Linked DNA regions of Homo sapiens: region 1 is linked to region 2. Evidence: chromatin loops called from intact Hi-C (ENCODE). Cell type or tissue: PC-9. All regions are shown on one strand.

Evidence for each region. Hi-C counts contacts between places; a loop is a spot of excess contacts. Peaks named below come from ENCODE experiments on the same cell type or tissue, not always from the same donor. Only the 100,000 strongest peaks of a DNase experiment are listed, where the experiment ranks them.
Region 1: a loop joins it to region 2, with 4 times the contacts of the local background. A loop is called at or near these places in 10 of 110 quality-filtered maps.

Annotation. Positions count from the first base shown.
Region 1 is chr9:90,963,968-90,966,467 of GRCh38, reverse strand. It overlaps LOC105379829 (a long non-coding RNA gene), which reads left to right and starts at 1,071. Exons shown (of 4, transcript XR_001746828.2): 1 at 1,071-1,204. In PC-9, no CTCF peak of the experiment used is centred here; no DNase peak of the experiment used is centred here.
Region 2 is chr9:90,913,986-90,916,485 of GRCh38, reverse strand. No RefSeq gene overlaps it. Among named protein-coding and RNA genes, the nearest start is that of LINC02957, 82 kb to the left of the region's middle. RefSeq lists a silencer at 1,327-1,476. In PC-9, a CTCF peak has its summit at 1,390 (motif pointing left); a DNase peak (open chromatin) is centred at 1,415.

The DNA of each region.
Region 1 (2,500 bases), 50 kb before region 2:
GAGTGTAGCCATTTGGTGATTCCTGGATTCTGCCCTCACTCCCTAAGGATTGATGAAAATCTCAACTCCCAATATGTTGTCTGCTTTTTAATTTTGGCTCTGTTTTGTTTTCCTTAGGATAGATTTGAATCGTTAGGTGGGCAAATCTTCCCATGGAGAAAGTAGAAATAGGGTGTGCTGGGTTCCCTGGGGCAGCAGTTCACAACAAAATTTGTTCTGTTGTTTTAACTAGGGATTTGCTTATAATTCAACCCCTTTTGACATTTTGCTGTTTATTCAACAAAGCAAGCTCGTAAGTCATGTGGCTCGTAAGTCAAAGCAAGCTCTGAGTGAGTGGCTTCCTTCCCTTGGAGCTGCCTGTCTGGTGACCACCTCTGCCAGGTTTCCACTTCCATGAACTCTGTGTGTCTCCTTCCTGATTTTCCATATGCAAATGCAAGAAACGTAGTACCATTTCCTTTATTTTCCCTTTTGTACACAAAGGGTGACATTCCCTGCCTCTGTTTCTAAGGATGTATTGAACCATAAACTTCAGGCTATTATTAAAATGAAACCACTCTGAATGGTAATGTGATTGTGATGGTTAATGTGTGTGTCACCTTGGCTAGGCTATGGTATGCTCAGCTGTTTGATCAGCACCAGCCTACATGTTGCAGTGAAGGTGTTTTCTAGATGTGATTAACATTTAAAGCAGAGACTGTGAGTAAAGAAGTTGACCTTCCCTAATGAGGGTGGGCCTTATCCAATCAGTTGAAGGCCTTCCAAGCAAAGACTGAGGTTTCCCAAAGGAGAAGGAATTCCACCTTAAGGATGTAACACAGGAACCCTGCCTGAGTTTTCAGTCTGCCAGCTTTCCCTGCAGAGATCAAGTTTAAGAAGGCAAAATCAACACGCTTACATTTCCAGCCTGCTGGAACCAACTAGGCCCCCTGGCAGGCCCTCCTTCCAGGCTCCACAATCACAGGAACTCATTCCTTAAAAGGAAATCTCTCTCTCTCTAAATACAGACATACACATGCATCCTATCGGTCTGTTTCTCTGGAGAGCCCTCATACAGTAGTTACATCTTTATTCTTAGGAGGCGCCTGCTGAGGAATGCAAGGGTGAGTTGTTTTGACGTCTGTAACTAGCTTCCAACCGGTTCCACGAGAGAAAGCGGGCGGAGGCAGAGAAATCACAACATGCTACGAAGCGCTGGATCCAGGTGACATGTCGCAGTGTTTGTTGTCTTCCAACTTTTCAGCGTGTGAAAACATTTTCACAAGAACGGAGGCATCACTTCCCCACCTGCATCTCTACTTAGGGTCTTGCATGCGGGGAAAGGGGCCAGCACAGTCCGTGGGTCTCCCAGGCAGTCCGTAGGTCCCGTCCTGAGCACCGCAGCATCAAGAACAGGCTGGGGTGAAAAGGAAAGTAGCGTTCTAGGAAAGCCCCAGGCCTGCTGGTGCTGAGGATGCAACCGGTGGGGTTCTTTTCTCCCAGGCACCATGGCCCTGCCAGGAGGACCCCTTGGGGGAGTGTGAGCAGAAAGGGGGCGGGCTGGATTTTGTTGCTCTCCCTTAGACCAAGGTCACACCCAGCTCAAGAAGGTCAGGCTCGGGACCTCTCCCTGTCAATCCAGCCTCCGCCAGCGTTTTCTAAACCTGTCTCTTCTTCCCTTCCCCCGACTGACTCACCCTCCACGCAGCCTACAGAAGGCGGGTTGGGGGGCGGAGGCCGTGGGGACGGGAGACCGGATGTGTCTGGGAAAGGGAGATGAAGGGGTCGTTCCGTCCCCTGGGAGATGATGGCTTGTGCCAGGCTCCTGTCCGCCCAATACTTCCAGCTGCATCTTACGTCTAGTCTTTTCTGGAGGGTCCGAACACCAATCTTTTCATCTCTTCCTGCAGAGCTAGCTCACTAGGGAGACAACTGTGTAATTAGAAGCAGGCGCACAAAACAGGAAGGGAGAGCCTAAGTTTGAAGAGCAATCTTTGCTGAGTGTGTGCATGAGGGTGTGAAAGTGGCCGACTGTTTACACACCACCAGGGGCAGTGGCGTGTGAAGGAGGTGGCTCCTGGTGACGGCCTCAGTCTGGGAGCTAGGCGGTAAGCTGACAGCGGCGGTGTGTTGCCACCCTTGGGCAGCGGCTCTCTAAAGCCTGCAGTTCTGCCATGAGAGCCTTAAGCACACCACTTCCCCTTCCTGAGCCTCAGTTTCCTTATCTGTAATGTGGTAATTACACTTTTGCCTATCCTAGGATTATTATGAGTCATGATTTTGAAGCCCTCAGTAGAAAACCCGCCCCACTCCTAAGCACCCAGTCAGTGTTATCTGGGTTGTTTTTTAAAGAACAAAACATTTTGTGTCTGGAGAATTGTTACTCTTAAGATAAATAAAGATGGAATTGGGCTCTGCCAAGAACAGCAATATGCATTTTTAGATACTTGTGAAAATTAGACAAGCAAGGTTTAAGTAAAATACGGAGATTTCGTTTAACAAAATACCAATTTCTAAATGA
Region 2 (2,500 bases):
ATTGAGCAACATGTTTGGCTTCACAGTAATGTGCCCAGGTAAGTCCCTTACCTCTGTTTGGTGCTGTCCATAGGCCGCCTTGTCAGTTAGCTGAAAGGCAGTGAGAATACATGCGTAGGAATACATAGCTTCTCTGTAATCCCAGCACTTTGGGAGGCCGAGCGGGGGCGGATCACGAGGTCAGGATTTCAAGACCAGCCTGGCCAATGTGATGAAACCCCGTCTCTACCAAAAATATAAAAAATTAGTTGGATGTGATGGCATGCACCTGTAATCCTAGCTATTCAGGAGACTGAGCAGGAGAATTGCTTGAACCCAGGAGGCGGAGGTTGCAGTGAGCTTAGATCGCACTACTGCACTCTAGCCTGGGCAACAGAGTGAGACCCAGTCTCAAAAAAAAAAAAAAAAGAAAAAGAAAAAAAAGAAATACATAGCTTCTTACCACCCAGGAAGGACCGCCAGTCACTCCTTTTGACATTCCTCAAAATTTCTTTTGGATGTGTCAAGAAAGTGGCTCACCTTTGGCTTTGCTTCACGTCTGGAAATCAAGAAAAGCTGTGAGCCAGCCCTGAAGTGGGATCTACTCAAGACTGCCGATGGCGCCCCCCCTGGGAAGGTGCTAGAAGGCTAGGCCGGGACTACAGTGGAGCTCAGAGCAGGTGGTGACGGGATCCCTGCTCTCAGTCCATTGCAGATTTTTGAAAATTAACTGTCCTCACCTGGAAAGCAGAGGCTGGATTAGATCTGAGATTCTTTTGTCACCTCTTTGGACCCTACATTCTGTAAGGTAGGGTCCCTCCACACCATATTGATTCAGCAGTACATAAATTCATTACTTTGTTTTCACATCTCCCTTAATCAAAGCCTGGACTAGCAAGCTCCAGGTGGGGAACCTGAGCACTCCTGTCATCCGGAATGCCTCCGGGAAAAGTGTGACGAGTCCTTCAGTTCCCAACAGCCCAAGGACTCCAGGCTGGAGGCTAGCAGGCCTGGGCGAAGGCTCCCTTCTAGCTAAAGCACGCTACATCCCACCTTCGGAGACCAAAGACTCCAAAATGACTGCATTTCAATGTCAAACTAACAGAACAAGTCCACACCAAGCTGACCTTTAGCAAGTGGAGTTAGAGAAACTCATTCCAATCCCCTCTGCTGGACAACACTGTGATCTCAAAGATTAGATATGGGTTCTCTGAATAGAGCAGTCATTTGCCAGTCACTTATTTTGAATATAAATCACTTAATACATTATTTCTGTACCTGTTGAAACGCGATTCCAATTGTGCATGCAGTTGGTGTCTCTTCCACTTTCATAAAAATAGGCATAACCTAGGAGGTAGGTAGCCTGTCCCTTTCCTGCCAGGTGGATGGCTGGGACCAGCTCATGCCCAGGTGTTGGCTGCCATCTAGTGGGCACTTGAGAAGTAGCCCTGAGCTGCTGTGCAGTCCAACTCTCAGTTGTCTGCCCCAAGTGGGCCGTCCCCGTGCGGAGAGGCACCCTGCAAGCTGCCTCCTTCCTGCCCTGGAGAGCAGCACTCTGGCCAGGCCTTCCCACCCCATGTCAGGGACATGGCTCCATGGCCAACCCCCACTTCTTGTCCTTTCCCTTCTTTTTCCTTCCCTCTGTCCTTCTGGTAATGTTTGCCTTTTAAAATTGGCAAGCCAATTTAATTCCCAAACCAAGGAAATTAACCCCCCGAAGTGAGAGAGAGTGCAGCAGCAGTGGGCAGTATTTGCCACTACTGCTTACTTGAGGAACTACCCTGAGGATGGCCATTCTTTATGTAAACCCCAGCCCTGGGGGGTCTACACGGTGAAACCCCAGAGCTCAGGGTCCCTTGTCTTACCTTGGGGCTTCAGGAATAAGCACTCATCAGGGATTGAGATTCACATCCTGGGCCCAGGAGCTCTGGATGGGAGGCTGCCTTGGGTCACGTCAGTCGCCGCTCATTATAACACGGTACTTGGGGCTGGGCACTGGGCTGGAACACAGTGGCTTTGGAGGGGCCCACAGCGTGGGCCACGTGGTGCTTCCCTGACTTAGCAGTGAGCCAGCAGCCATGCCCACATCCAACAGACCCAGAGTCCATGCTGCAGTTGTTGCTGGATGCCTGTGACCTGGGCTGGTGGCCAGAGGGACGGCACTGGAGCGGGAGACGTGGTGCCACGCCGGGCTTCCCTCAGCTTCAGGCTCTGGTCAGACTTCAGGGACAGCATCTCCTTTGCTCCTCCCCACGGCACCAGGCAACATGGGTGGAGTGGGACTTAGCGATGCAGCTCCGTCCATGGGGCTTGTGTGGTGGGGGCAGCTCTGGGATTATAGCTGCCCACCTTGGGGTACCCTGGCCTTGCAGGGTTAGAGGACAGAGCCAGAACATGCCAGCTGGACCTGGCCTGATCTTTCTACCAGTCTGTCTGGACAAACCTACACAGACAGGTCTGACCCCCAGGGAGCGGAAGCTGGTTGGGACATGGCCCTGGGCAGATATGACCCTCATTCTGT